Linked DNA regions of Mus musculus: region 2 is linked to region 1. The links are chromatin loops, found by intact Hi-C in ENCODE. Cell type or tissue: heart. All regions are shown on one strand.

Region 1 (8,000 bases):
ACACACACACACACACACACACACACACACACACACAAAGCTGAGTATAGTACAAGCTTGTAGGTAGATAATGGGTCCCTGGGACTCACTAGCCAGCCAATCTAGCCTACTTGTGTAACCCTGTTTCAAAGGAGCCAAGTGATATTTCTGACATGACACCGCAGATTATCTTCTAACATCCACATGCACATGCTCCTGCACACTTAATGCAAATCTTCACACACATGTAAACATACACAAAACATAGCATGCATAAAATTAAAACAATCTTATGGTAATGTTGTTTGAATTAGATAGACTAAGATTCAGTCAAATGTGATTGGTCCTGGAAGGAACTAAAGTAAGAGTTTTCTGTGAGAAATGTCTAGAGATGTGAGCTTGAAACATTGTTGCACACTGCCTCTGTTTTCTTATTTTGGTATGCCGCTGCTCTTATTTTTCAGGAGGCACCACTGTCCTGGCCACAGAGAAGCCAACCATTATAGACAGCACCATCCAATCAGGTATCAAAATCTAATGTGTCTATATTCCATGTACCCCTTCCAATCCCACTTACCAAAATAGCATCACTGAGCTTCCTGGCTTCAGTTGCTCTAAAGGCCTAGGAGAACAGCAAAGCTGTAAAAGCCACATGCTTTTGGTACCCAGTAAGCCCCAATGAACAGGGTTCCCTTCCTCATCAGTCATTGCTGAATGACATGTCCCAGCTACCCCCCTCCCCCCAGGGAATTGAGAGACATACTTTGTTTAATTACAGCACAGCTCTGATGTGGCCTGTGTTTGCAAACTAGAAGAAGGAAAGAAATCTCACAAGCCACAGCCTAACTATTTATTTTCATCACCATTCTGCAAAATCAAGAAGCGCAAAGTTTGTCTGTTGTGCCTGCCACAGAGTTGGCAGTTTTACAACAGCACTTACCACAAGACTGGCTCAGGAAACCAAGGTTTACACTGTGCCCGGGCTGAGAAACACCCTGGGAGCATCCCCCTTATCCTTTAGCTCAGAGGAAAACCCAAGGACTCTGTCCGCCCAACCGTGCGTGCGGGTTATCAAAGGCTGCCCTCTTTTGTTTTCTGTTAGTATTCTGTGACATTCTTCCCCACAGACTCACATGAAGGGAAGCAGTTGTATAAGCAACCAGAGGTTTTTTTTTTTTTTTTAAATACTTTAGAGTTAATCATTAGAGGAAGGTGAGAGGGTCAGCTTCCCAGATTCTTCCATTTCCTTTATTGAAGTTCACTCAGCCTTGGCCTCTGCAGTCATTTATTAATGGACCGTGTGGTGTGTATCGGTGTTTCCTCCACACTGACTGCCTCACAGAGGACTAGAAAGGACTTCCCTAATTAGCATGCTTCCTTAAAGGCCACTGTTACCATTGACCTAATTAAACTGTAAGACAAACTTCTTTGGAACTTTCCCCCAGTTTTCAGGAGTTCAGCTGACAAAACGCTTGCTCCCGCATCCCAAACCCCTCAGACGTTAGGCAAAGGAAATCCCCCAAATGCTGTGTTCCTGCTCATACCTGTTGTAATTTGACTTTAGTCACAGTGTCTGTCTGCAGATATTTTACTCTTCCCTGTCTGTTACCAGGAGGACGGCCCTGGTCTGCAAATGGGGCTTCTCTGTGGGGGTGAAGCTGTAGGACTATGACTCTCAATATACTGTCTTTGGCCCTCTATCAGAAGAGGATGAAGGGAGTATATGAAGTTGTGATGACGCCATGTACATTTTAGTTGCTCATCTAGTTTCTTTTCTTGCCAGAAGTGATTAGAAGCACCCTGAAGTAGTCTCTCTACTGCTTCGTTAGTCTCTCATCTCCTCTATTAAACGAGCATGGCTATCTTCAAAAAGCATGAAAGTGAGAGTCATGGTGACCACACCAGGAGAGGTTTTGATAACACATTTGCTTTCAACAGGACCTCTTGGTCATGCTTGTGAAGGTCTTATAAACAAGGGGCTGTCAGCCCAATCTTAGCATTCACCAAAGTCAGAGGGCAGGTGTACAGCGCATGAATCCATAAGATTTGTTACTACCACCATCTAGACAAAGACTGGTTCTAACAGCCTGGCTGATCATAGAGATAGACAATGTCTATATGGTTTCCTGTTTATTCCATTGTCTGAGTTATAAATCTGGTCTTCAGCTCCTCACTGGAGGGTCATGAACTGTTGACCTTTAAAAGCTATCTGTTCACTGCAACCTTCTGGTTAGGTCACTGCATGGGCCTCACAGAGATGGAATGTGCTTCCAGACAGAGGTCTAGCTCAAGGTGAGGCTGACCACACCTAAAACTTGATGCATTACAGGCCTCTCACACTTCACAGATGGCCTCAGACAGACCCTATGTCTTCATCAAAATTCTGTTTACCTGAGCAGTTACAAACTAAGCAAAATCTTAAGATTCTGTTTTAAGAACTGAGTGGGTATCTCAGTAAGTGTATGCAAGCACTTACCCCTGCTGTGCAAGCATGAATTCCTGAGTTCCATCATCAGAATCCACACAAAAGCAGAGTATATGGAGCATGCTCAGAGATAGAGACAGGCAGATCGCCATGGCTCACTGACTAGCAGGCTTGGCCTACATGGCAAGTTCCAGGCCCCAGTGAGAGCCAATCACAAAACACAAGATGGATGGTGCCTGAAGAATAACATTTGAAATTGACCTCTGACTTACACATAGATATACACACATACATGAACATGTGCATACACACACACACACATAGAGGAGAGAAATTTATCTTGAGGATTCTGATCAATACAAGAAACTCAGCAGGAATACAATATCCATATACTGCCTAGGTTGCTGTCATTAGAGGCATAAAAGGGTATTCATGCTTGGACAGACCCCTCTGTTTAATGCAGTTCTCTTTACAAAGGACTTTGACCCTCTGAGGGTCTTTCCACATCCTCACAGCAGCTCACAGTATGTTGGTGACTTATGATTGTGTGGGCTTCCATATCCCTCTTGCTTGGACTTTAGGACCAGCTGATAACCAAGCAGTGATCATACTAGATAGGAACCTCGACTTGAAAATTAAATCCTTGCTCACATCCTGTGCTTAATGACCCAACTGCAGGCAAGATCCTTTCAGCAGCACAGCTGGCATTTGCTCACAGAGGCCATAAATTTGTTTTAAGTTCAGAATATTGTTTCCTGCTATTTTTAAGAAGGGATTTAGTCCAATTATTACTATTGAATTTAATGAGAACTGTGCACAACTCCAGGGCCTGAGTAATAATTTAAAAGCTTAGCCATCAGGGTCCCTGCATCTTCATATCTTTCCTCTACTCAACTTTCTTCTCTTCTTTCTCTGTCTTTTTCTTCTTCTTTCCTGATCCTTATGCAGCTTTTTGGCTTTTTGTTTTTTGTTTGTTTTTGGTTTTATTTGTTTGTTTTTCCCTCTACAAATGTCTGTTGATACTTTGGATGATTGGTCACCTTCATATCCAAGGTGAATTGTCAGCACTGAATTCTACAATCCAGATCCCAGCCCCACTGAAATGCATTGATTTGTTTTTTTTTTAATTTTTTGGCCATTTCTAAAATGCTAAGTTCATATGCTTTACAATGTCATCAGAATGTTAGCCAACATAATGCACAGTGTGGTTTTCTGGGCCAGAGAGCAAATTTTATGTGTAAGCAAAGTAGATGGAACCACTTATGAAGCTTTTCTGCCCTTTTGCATATCGTACAAAGCAGACTGAAGAGAAAAAAATAAAAGTCAAAAACCTCACACTTTCACATCAACATTTCCTACCATGAGGTTACACAACAGTACATTCCGGGACAAGGATGTTGACTATGCCATCTGTGAAAGTCAGTTTTGCTGCCCAAGGGCAGTAACTTCAGGAGAGATTTTTGAGCCTCATGAAGTTCCACTTCATGCTTCAATATCTTACACATGAAAACTCCCTCTCCTTTGACACTCAAGCTGTCCTTTTGCACTAGCTGACTCTGTACAAATGCTCACATCATGTGACCAACTTCTCTTTTGGAACCAACTCTTCCCACCCTTTGAGAGGTCACATTACCTCCTGATTATAAGGACTTATATCCTACTTCCTTGTGATTATTCATAGAGCGAGTTCCTTCCAAAATCTGACAGTAGCACTTGAAAAAAAAATCCTTGGAAACCAAAACATGCATAGTAAATCATTCTTATCAATTTAATAAATCTTTCTATTAAAACCCCTCACACCATTGTTCAGTGGGGGGAGGGGCACTGGAAAGCCCTTGAAGAGCAACTGAAAGGACTTGAAGAACTTCATATCAAACACTTGGGCAAGTTAAAGAAATGCTAAAAAAAAAAAAAAAAAAAAAAGACGTGGTCTCTGTCTGACCCTAAGGCAGCCCATAATAGCATGCTTTCCTTTATTGTATGCAAGTCTTTTCAAGACTCCACTTCAGTTGGACAGACACCCATGATGTGGCTCTATCCAACTCAATACTGCCATCTCGTGGACTACTAATTTCAGGCTTGATCTGCCTGGGGACTGGACAAAGATCTCATCTTTGTGATTGTATTTAGCCTCTGCTGACTCCTCCCCAAACAAAACCCTATCACTGGTTCCTTTCTTCCTTCCTTCCTTCCTTCCTTCCTTCCTTCCTTCCTTCCTTCCTTCCTTCCTTTCTTCTTTTCTTTTCCTTCTTTCTTTCTTTCTTTCTTTCTTTCTTTCTTTCTTTCTTTCTTAATACTTCTGAACTCAAGACCCTTTCAAAGAACTGAGTTGAGTAAATGAAAGGCTTTCAGGTTAAGGATCAGTAAGGTCAGACGCCTTCCCGCAAATCCATTTATGTTTTCAGCTTCCAAAAGAAACATTTGGAAGATTTTAGAAAGTGTTGCTGAAAGAGTCGATGTTTAAATGAATTTGGGCTTTATGTGACCTCAAATTGAGGTTTTAAGTGCGGCGAACAATTGATATGCAAATTCAGAAATTCACCAAAAATAAAAAGAAATAAAAAGACTTAGTCTGAAATTAATTGACCTGATGGAAAGCACAGAAGAAAGAAAATAATCTCAGCAAAATGCTTCAGTCATTCCTTCCTGACACAAAGCTTGGGCCATCAGCTGGTGTGATGAGAAGTGAGACTCAGGGCTAGGCTTCCTGCCAACTTACATCCCAGCTTCAGACACTTGTAGCTAATCTCTAGTAAGATTTCTATCATTGATGCTTATCAATTTTTATGGTTCATCTTCAATAATATTATTGTTCGTATCGACTATTGTGCAACTAGGGAAAATACTTCTGATGTTTCATACACAAGCATCTTGGAAAGTAATCTTCCTGGAAATCTCACATAAACCCAATTTGATGAGCAATCCATAATCTTTCTAAAGGTGGACCCAAAACAGAAAGAAGAATGGTAATGCTAAATGTGATTTTGTAAACATTTTTGGCATGTTCATGCATCTGTTATTTTCTTGGTAATCTTGGGTTTGGTGGATTTTCCATAGCTTTAGAACAAATATGGAATTAAAATAAATGATGCCCATGAGAGTATTAATGGCCTTCCTGATCGTTGTGATTAATTCTTCCCTTATGTCTGTCTGTCCTTCCCCACTGAAGAGTTCCCGACATACGGTTTTAACTGCGAGTTTGGCTGGGGCTCTCACAAGACATTCTGCCACTGGGAGCATGACAGCCATGCACAGCTCAGGTGGAGTGTGCTGACCAGCAAGACAGGGCCGATTCAGGACCATACAGGTAAGAGTGCCACCATGGCTCCATGCTTGGCATATCTTTGGTTACCAGGGAAGTTTCCTGAAACCTATAACTTTATGGATGACAAGAAATACCAGTAGCATTCAATGATTTTTTTTTTTCTGGAATTGTCAAGGATTCTTTCCTTAATGGAAAGAGGCTTAGGACAAGAAGAGGAATTCTGATTGAGTCTGGCTATGGGTTGGCCTTCCTAAAAAACCAAGTGAGCAAGGAATGGGGGGAGGGGGTAACATGTGAGGTCAATATTAGATATATTCAGTGAACTTACACTCATTATATTTTTCCAAACTTTTACCAAGGATAACTTGAGCCATTTTTAGTAGTAGGGAGTAAAACAGCTTAAAACCAGACATGATACGTGCTGGCAGTCCTGGCACTCAGTAGGGACAAACAGGATCAGAAGTTCAAGGTCATCTTGGCTACACACTGAGTTCCAGACCAGCATGGGCTATGTGAGGCCCTGTCTCAGAAAAGGAATAACTGCACGGTGGACACGCTATGCATAGCCACATTCGTCAGTGATATCTGCATCCTAGACTCTGCACCAATGATCACCAGGCACAGTACATTATCCTGGTGCTTCTCTGATCCCCTGAAGTAAAGGGAGAACAGTGCGGGGTAAACTCTCTTACAGGAGACATCTCTCAACCTAGCCCATATTCTCCAGCTTCCATATTCCAGCTCTCAACCTGTACTTTCCTCCTACGAAGACTTACTGGACGGGAATAAGTACACACAACTAATTCAGTGTGTTCCTTCCCAACCTGATCCTGGATTCTTTACCCTACATGAGGTTCTTACACAGACAGACTTGCTACACACACCACCACCACCACCACAGCAACAACAACAACCAACCACCACCACACTCCTGAACTTTATTCAGTAGAGGTCTATCAAAAGACCCCTAAGTTGAATAATTGGGATCCTAAAGGACCCTCAAATTCTCACATGCCATCCCAGGGGGTGGCTGGCTTATGGGATGGGTAGGAGGTGCTCCACCCCTTTTCCGTTCTGCTGTTCGCTTTTACATGGTGAATATAAGCACAGAGTAAGCTAAAGAGGCCTCTTTCTGCCATGGACACCTCCTTTCCTAATGAGAGTGACAAGGAAATTGGATAAAATTGGACTCCTTCAATTCCGAGACACTTTCCATTGAATCTTAAGACAAGCGGTTTTAGAAAACTTAAAATACTTTGACTGTAAATGGCACTGTACACATAAATGGCATCAGATTAACTAAATGCAATTAGCTGAGATGAAGGCAGTAATGGTGGAAAAATGGATGCAAAGTGAAGTGAAATGGCTCAGTAGGACCTGACATTCAAAGAGGGTGAAAAGCTATGTTAGCCAGAAACAAAAGCTAAAAGGCTTACAGAAGCAGAGTGCTAATTGAGAAAATGAAGACATAGTTCCCGACCCAGAGTCTGATAAAGTGTTTGAGAGGGGAAACACCAGCACTTTCTGCTCTGGGAAATTGGAAGAGGAGTGTGTTTCTTAGATTCATGGTAGAGAAGTATGATTCCTTCGGACTATGTGACTTCTTTGTTCTCCCAGTTGCTGAGACTAACTGGCAGCTAGCTCTGCCTTAACTAGAAAGAGCCTCCCACTGCAAGAGAGAAATGGGATCATCTGAGACAAGCAGGCATGCCTGGCACGGAACTGTTAAAAAGGAACAGTCTAGATGAAAAGAGCCCCTGCCTGCTAACTCTCATGAACATAGGCACTCACGGAATTTTCACTGATTTTTTAAAAAAAGACTAGGACTCATTCATGCCAGAACTGGCTTTAAGTTCTCACTTGTAGCTGATGAGAACCTTGAATTTCTGATCCTCCCGCCTCCACTTTGGATTGCTAAGGTTATAGGCATCTGCCACAATCCCCAGATTTATGATACTAGAGAATGAAGCCAGGACTTAATGCATGCTAGGCAAACATTGCACAAACTGAGCTGCAACCCCTTCCCTGCACTTTTAATAGTATTTGGAAGCTAGGCACAGTGGTGCTCACTAGAATCCTGGCCCTCAGCATGAGGACCACAAGTTCAAGGCCAGCCCAGGCCGCATAGTGAAACCCCTTCTCAAAAACAATGATAATGATGAACTTTGCAAATTGGATGTGAAAGCATTTTTAAATTATTACTACTTAAGTAAAATTCCTAATTTTGAATGTAAAGGATTCCCATTGGGTTTTGTGCTTTTGACTATAGGAATAGATCTGTGTACCTCTTTATAACGGATTCCAGCCTCTTCCTTTGTTCACTGAAAAAAA
Region 2 (8,000 bases), 220 kb before region 1:
GGCCAACCATACTTCCGTTCCCCATTAACAAAACTCAAACGCAGGTGTCCGCTCTTGTAAGCAAAAGGAGAAAATCTTCCAGGGAGAGGCCATGGTGGAAATGGGTCAGGGAGAGCACCTATGCAGCCAAATGGAACATTAGTGATACAGAAATGAGCAGGACAAACCACACACCCAAGGGTGAGAAAACATACAGATAGGAAATTGTAATTCTGGCTAGAGAGCAGAGACTGCCTTTCTCTGGTGTAACAGTATCCTGTGATGTGTGGAGCATGCCTCCCTTAGAAGACAGTAATGCCCTCTAGGCTTGAGCATGAAGGGTCATAGCCAGAGAGGTAGGGATGGATAAACAGTCCCTTATGAATTCTGTAGTGGAAGAGAATATTCCTCATGTCTGCCCCTGAACCACCTCCTGTGACTTACTTCCCATTCCAAAGCAGTGCGAGACAAAGGTCTCTACCTAGGAGTGGACCTACACCCTACCTAACCATTGGAGGGCCCTCTTCTATGGTTCAAGGAGAACAGTGGGAAATTGGACAGCCAAGAAAGAACAAACACACCAGGAGAATGTAAAGCCACAGTGTTAATTTGAATAGGAATGGCCCCCCATAGACTCATATGTTTGAATATGGGCCCCAAGGAATAGCACCATCAGAAGGTGTGGCCTTGTTGGAGTAGGTGAGTCCTTCTTGGAGTAGGTATAGTTTTATTGGAGTAGGTGTGGCCTTGCTGGAGTAGGTGTAGCCTTGTCAGAAGAAGTGTGTTACTAGTTTTAGGGTTTCAAATGCTCAAGCCCAGCCTAGTGTCTCTCTCTCTCTCTCTCTCTCTCTCTCTCTCTCTCTCTCTCTCTCTCCCCTCTCTCTCTCCTGCTGCCTGAAGATTGGGATGTAGAGTTCTCAGCTACTTCCCACATTGTATCTGTGAGTCTGAGGCCACCCTGGACTAAAAAGTAAGTTCCAGGCCAGGTAAAAGAAAAGAGAGGAAAAAAAAAGAAAGAAAGAAAAAGAAAGGAAAAGAAAAGAAGAAAAGCTAAATGTAGAATTGGGGAGATGTCTCAGGCAGTAAAGTGCCTTCTGAGTTACCTAAGTTTGATTCCCTGGCACACAAAAATTTATACACATAAAAGGCTGGGCATGGTGATGTGTACTTGAAATCCCAGCATTGGGGGGTTGGTGACAGGAGAGTCCCCAGAGCTTGTTAGACAGACAGCCTATCCTACTCTGTGTACTCTAATCCAACAAAGTAAAATAAAACAGACCAAACAAGCAAAGAAAAGTGGCTAACTGGTGAAAGACAGCATCTGAGGCTGCCCTGTGGCCCCCATATGCACACAAGCATAGGCACACACACAAACAAAGATGAACTTGTTGGAACATTCTGATGGTTCGTGGAACACTTAGGTAACTCATTTTGAAGTTAAGTAAGCCTCAGAAAATGCAAAAGGTATGTGTGTCCAACAAGGTTCCACAGAGAGGCCTTTCTGAGCAGCATGTTGTCATAGAGATAAGCCCTTTGATCACCCACTGGATTTTCCAGAGTTTTCTGGACTTTCTCACCATACAGGGCACACCTGTACAATCTAACCCCACTCATGATTTCACTCCAGCCAGCAAGCCCCTACCAAGTACTTCCTTTGTCCTAGACCTGTGCTTAACTATGGTGGAGGACGGGGAGGGGGGGGGTGTTCAACATCAGACTGCACTGGGTCTTAGTATTTTGAGATTATAACACCTAAAAGTCTTACTTCCTGGTCTGCCCCACCTCTCGTGGAACTGAATTAAAAAGATTTTTTAAGGGATTAACTTCTTAAATATTTGTGCATTAAGAGGGCTTACACTTTCATTTTACTTAATTTTCAAGGTTATCTGGCTCTCTCGAAGATTTTAAAGTAAAGGGTTTTTTTTTTTTTCATTATAGAGGAATGGAAAATTTAAGTAATTATAAAAGCTTCAAAGTAGAGTGAAAGATGTTTGAGAAATTGATACATATAGACAATCTCCTTCAAGTTTCCCTCCATTTCTCTCTCTCTCTCTCTCTCTCTCTCTCTCTCTCTCTCTCTCAATGTGTGTGTGTGTGTGTGTGTGGTGCCTGAGATCAACCTCAGATGCTATTCCATAGACAATGTCTACCTCAGTTTTTTGAGACAGGTTTATTACTGACCCAAAACTCACCAAGTAGGGTAGATTACTGGACAGTGAGCCACAGCTACCCATTTGTCTCTACCTCCCAACCGCTGATATTACATAAGCATGTGCCACCATGATCATCAGCTTTGTATGTGGGTCTCTTCAGGCTTGTAAGGTGAGCTGCTTTACAAACTGGGCAATAATCCCCCACCCCCACCCCACAGGTTTATTGCTTTGACTCACAAAAGCTTTGCATACAGCCTTAGCGCTAGTTTTGTGAACCTCTAAAATACATCTGTCCACTGCATTCATGGCTAGATTGCCTTTCAGAGCTCAGCCCAGACCTCTTAGCTATAGTGCTGGATCAGCAGCCCTAGTCAACAGCTTCCCTCTGTGTGGATGCTTCAAGTGTGCTTCTGGCTTTAGCTGCTTTTGTTTCCCTGGGAAAGTGTGGGTGGCCCCTTCTGACCTCACTGCAGACCTTGGCTGTGTGTCCCCAGAAGCTCCCAGTGTCTGGCTATGGCACGTATTTACTTACTCTCCTCACCTGAGACTGCTGTACACTTGGTACTCCCTCTGTACTTTCAAAGTCACTCTTGTCCACTCTGACAGACAGAATAGCTATTTTCATACAGCTGTGTTTCCTCTACTGTGGAGATTCTGGCATCTGTTCTTCACTTCTCCGCAGCACTTCTCTTCCCTCCTCATCTCCAAAATCACAAAGATTCATTCTTTCAAAAACCAAAATTTAGATGGAGTCTGATGTACCCCAGGTGGCCTAGAACTCAGCATGTAACCAACAGTGACTCAGCTGGTGATCATCATACCTCCCCCTTCTGAGGGTTGGGACCACAGGTGTTGTTCACCACCATGCTAGGGGATTGGTGGGGTGCTGGGGGTGGAACCCCAGGGCTTCCTGCATACACTCTATCTACTGACCCACACTCCCAGCCCCTCCCCTCATTCCATGACGTTAGAATCAACAGATGCCCCAAGCTTCACGAATCATCCAAAAGCTCTGATCAGCCTGGACATATGCAGAAGACCCGATGTGGGGGACACACTGAAGGCATTTCTTCAGAGCTGATGGAGCAGTCAGAGTCAACTGGCAGCTATCCCCTCAGCCTCTTGCTTCCTAGAAGTGCCATCCCTCAAAGCTTCGCTTTTGATTATTTATTGTCACATAAACAGTCCAAACATCTATCAAACAAACAACCTAAATGTGAACCCTGTTTGTTTCCTCTGATCCCTTCTCAGCTGTCAGTAGCACCTCCCCTCTTCCCAGGCTCAGGAGCAGCAATCATCCATTATTACACTTCCTCCTCAGTCCCTGTTCATTCCCAAGGGGCTCCCCACTCCACTTCCTGAACAGCAATCCCACAAACAGAGCGTTTTCTTTCTCACTTCCCGCAGTGTCTCTAGTTTAGCCTAAAGTAATTTCCTGCTGGAACTGTGGAGAACCTTACCTCCCCACCACCAGCTCTCCCGCTTATCTCTTCACTCCTGGGAACCTAAGATTTTAGTAACAAAAATGTCTTATTTTCTCAGTTTCTCATGTTCCCAGCCCCAGATGTGTTCTATCCATGGGGGATTGTTTTTCTTTTAGATTCCCAGATTGGTTTCTCACTTCTCAATCATCTCACAATATGTATAGGACCTTCCTTTTAAATAAAATTAGTATTTCATAATATGCCTATCTTTTATTTTTTAGCTCATCATTCTTTTCTTAAACTCCATGCTGCCCCTGATATGAGTGGCTGGCCCCAATACCACAGCTCTATGTCAGTTCTTCCTTACAATTCAGAGATTCTCTGCATTGTAGCATATTGGAATTATAGGTTAACACACACACACACACACACACACTCATACAAACTGTACCATATCCTCTTCCAGAACTGTTTATTTATATACAACAAAGACTTATTTTGTTGCTAAGTCGTAAATACATGGTTTCTAAACACTGGTTATTTTGAATCACAACAAGCATGTCACAAGATGTGATCACTGCTATTTCTTTAAGAACACTTCCTGACCTTAGACAGGAAATGGGAAGTGGGCAGCCCTAGAATAGCTTTAAGGAAATACTGTGTTACAGAAACTACTGTGGGGATAACATGGGCCATTTCCTAGCCCAGGTAAAGGCAGGAGCAGAGGAAACCTGTCTCGGCTGCTTCACAGGGAGTATTCATACAAACTGTAAAGCGCCATTCTGTTTATTTAATGGCAGGACTTGAGGACCAGGGAGTGATTTGTCTAAAGTTAAGTGAGGGAGCTGGCTTGGTGCCTACTGTAAGTACGTGACACTGGACTCTTTGAGTCCTCGTCCTTGCACCCGAGTCTCTTCAATATGGTGTTTGCAGTAATGTTTCTGGTGGAAAAGCCTGCTGGGTTCCACAGAAGTCCCTGTTTCCTCTGTTCGAAAACTCATTGGCCCCTTTGTGGCACTGTAGAAGGGCTTTCTCTTACTATCTCAGGTGCTTGCCATGTTCATGTATGGCCCGGTTTTGTTGGCTTCTGTGCCTGATCACTTTGTCTTGTTGCTTCAGAGCTGTAGCTTGGAAAGTACCAAGAGCAGATCAGCTCCCTGTGTGGCCAGGAAATGAACAAGATAAAGGGCAGAGGCCCTATATTTTCCTTAAAGGGTGCACCCCTAACAGCTAGAAGACTTCCTACTACTTTTCTCATCTTCATTTCTGACCACCTCTCAAGGGGTGATCTAACCTTCAATCCATGGGCCCAGAGACATTTCAGATACAGACAAAAGCAGACTTTCTCTTTGGTTCCTCCCAGAGCTGGACAGTACAAAGATGGGTAGAAATGGCCAATGCTGTCCAATTATTACAACTCCATGCTATTCTAGAGACTGCTTCCTGTTTTAATATAGCCCTTCCTTCTAGAACATCCCTTAGAACTCTGTCATAACCGCTTTCACTGCTTAACACCTTGGGTTTGAATATGCAGTAGCAAAATAGAGATTTTTCACTGAAGCAGTTTCAAAGTCTCTTCTAAGACAGCAAGGAGCAGCGTGAGGCTCAGCCCCAGCAGCCCCAGCAGCCCCAGCAGCCCCAGCAGCCCCAGCAGCCCCAGCAGCCCCAGCAGCCCCAGCAGCCCCAGCAGTGTGATAGGAAGATGGAAGCACCCTCTGTTCTTTATGGATCACAAAGGCCTGAGCTAATTAGCGTTATTAGAAAGCCAATTAGACATACATTTTATTTCTCTGTGTGGTGGAAAGGGAGTATGCAGAAGCTGACTATGGAGGAGACACCTTTGCCTGTACTGTTGTGGACACGGTGTCTGGAGAAGACGGAGGGAAACTAGGTGGGGCCTGGGGGCTGTGAGATTCTCTTTCTTGAATATGAACTGGACCCAGTGCTCACACAGTCTTAGACTGTCTTTGGTGTACAACGAGCTTCTTTGCCTCATTCCCTGTTTTCCAGTGAGTTTCCCTTTTAGCTCATCTCCATTTTATTTTATTTCTTTCAGTCTTGTACTACTGGATCGTGTTGAATTCATGTTAAACACATTGTGGCTTGAATATGAAAAGTCCCCCAAGTAGTGGCACTCTTTTGGCAGGTTGTTGAACCTTCAGGAGTTATAGTTTTGCCACTGTGGGTCTGGAGGTACCATGCCTTCCCCTCCATGTGGACTGCAGTCTTCAACTGTGAGCCAATCCTTTCTCCCTAAGGTTGTTTTTGCAGTGTGCTTGGTCACAACAACAAGAAAACCCATACACCTCCTCTTTATCTATATTTGAGAACCATCAATCATTTTCATCCATCCCTCTTCCCATCCAGCCATCAAGGGGTTCTCAACCTTGTTGGATGCCCCTCTGCATCTCTATTAGCTGCTATATCTTGTAGTGAGCTTCAAGATTATTTCTGACCTTCCCCTAAGAATCTTTGACCAGTTATATTAGCTAATGGAAGCAAGAAAATCAGACTTAAAACTCTAATAGCATCTGTTATAAAATATATCACCTCTCTCTCTCTGTCTCTCACACACACACATCTAACTATGTGCATCCATCAGATTTTTACTTGTATGAACAAGCTTTCATAGCAATCTATGTGCTAACACAGCTCCGAAGGGAGACCCCCCCTTTTCTGTGAGTTGTTTTCTTTGGATTCATACTCAGTGTGCAGGCCTTTCTGGCTCTCCACTGGCAGTACAGAGGAAAAGTATTCATTTTATGCACTCCTTTCTCCTCATCAAACTCCATGCTTCTTACCAGCACTGTGTTCATTTTGGAATGGGTACCACAAACCCCTTAATATCTTCGTGGTCTAAAGACATCCCCTGGATTTCAGAAGTACTTACTCAGGACCTCAGCTCTGCTCTGCTGAGCTGGCTCAGCCCCTGCTAGCTGCTTTCTTCTGCTGTACAGTCTGGAGTCTCCCATGTGCCATTCTGGAAGCTTCATTGCTACTCCCTCAGCTGCTTTGCACAGCTCCAATCCTCATAACCACGGTCTTACTATAAAGCCTTACACTGTCCTCATCCTTCACTTGCCTTTGAGCAGAAGCAAGAGTGACCTCATTGGATAGGCCACTCTTTATGGTTACTCAAAGTAGATGAAACCGTCAGCACAGAATAGTCTAATAAAGATATTTGCTTGCTTTAGAATATGCTGTCACAGCCTTGTGTGTTCCTCTGTGCACATGACTATGCTCCTGCATGTGTGTGCCACTGCATATATGTGTATCTTTGTGTGTGACGGTGGGTGTGTGTCTTTCTGTGTGTGCCAGTATGTGTCTATATCTGTGCATTTGTGTGTGTGTGTATATCACTGGTGGGTATGCCTGTGTATGTGTCAGTATATGTCTGTGTGTGTATGTGTGTGTGTGTGTGTGTGTGTGTGTGTGTGTGTACCAGTGGGTGGGTATGCACCAGTGGGTGGGTATGCCTGTGTATGTGTTAGTATGAGTCTGTATCTGTGTGTTTGTATATACACGTATGCCTGTGTATGTACATCTCTGTGTGTCTAAACTCATGCATACATGTGTGTGCATATATGTGTATCTCTGTATGTGGCTGGCTATATGTGTATGACTGAGATTGTGTATATATGTCTATGTGTGTGCCAGTGGGGGTGGGTGTGTGCCTGTGTGTGTCGATCTGAGTCTAAGTTTGTGTGTGTGTGTGTGTGAAGGACATAATGTCAAGCTTTGTGTTTCTAAAAAAAAATGCCCAAGAAGTCACATTACTCAGAAAGTACAAACCAAGCCCAAGTCCACAGAAAGCCACATAGCTGATGCCCTGATGCTGTGTACACACTGGCTGCATGGATGACATTTATGCTGGCATTGCCTCCACCTTCTCCATGAGATTTGCTTCATCCATCTTTCATAAGCATTTCCTTGTTTCAATGTATCATCTGTAGAAATTCATTGTGTGTTTTTTTTCTGTATCAGGAGCCACTCAGATGCAACCTCATCTGTCACTAAAGTCAGCTCTTGCTTTCCACCCCAGGACATGGTGGTGTGCTCTTTAAGTCTCCCTCTGAGAAGCTGCAGTTTTCAACCACCCTGTGTTCATTTGTGAGCCTTTATTTTGTAAAGGAGCAGTCAGTGATAGGGTTTGGAGCCACTGCTGTCAGATCTGAACTTTGCTCTGTAAGCCCTGACCAGTGTGAAGAAGATTCCAGGAGACTCTGGGTTTCTTTGCTACTAACCAGAGGCATCTAGATATGCACCATGCTCTCCCTCCCATTCTTCTGTGTTGCCATCATTCCTTCCTTTGATTCCATTCTTCACCACGGGTTTGATATTGTGTAGCTCACAGTGATGCTGCTGTACATAGAGGAACATTTCTTCCTCCCCTCCTCAGTGAAGTCGAACTCCTGCCTATGGCCTTGAGTCCTACTGATCAGCT

The links. Peaks named below come from ENCODE experiments on the same cell type or tissue, not always from the same donor. Only the 100,000 strongest peaks of a DNase experiment are listed, where the experiment ranks them.
Region 2: it touches region 1 in a loop (3-fold over the local background); 3 of 42 quality-filtered maps call a loop at or near these places.

Annotation. Positions count from the first base shown.
Region 1 is chr8:128,487,454-128,495,453 of GRCm38, forward strand. Nrp1 (neuropilin 1) reads left to right here. Exons shown (of 17, transcript NM_008737.2): 12 at 444-503; 13 at 5,574-5,711. Gm32643 (a long non-coding RNA gene) reads right to left here and starts at 5,532. Exons shown (of 7, transcript XR_003947627.1): 1 at 920-5,532. In heart, CTCF peaks have their summits at 1,091 (motif pointing left) and 4,461 (motif pointing left); DNase peaks (open chromatin) are centred at 908, 3,948 and 4,448.
Region 2 is chr8:128,264,005-128,272,004 of GRCm38, forward strand. The region is part of intron 1 of A930035F09Rik (a long non-coding RNA gene); the gene reads right to left. Among named protein-coding and RNA genes, the nearest start is that of Mir21c, 10 kb to the right of the region's middle. In heart, no CTCF peak of the experiment used is centred here; a DNase peak (open chromatin) is centred at 3,477; H3K27ac peaks cover 3,402 bases.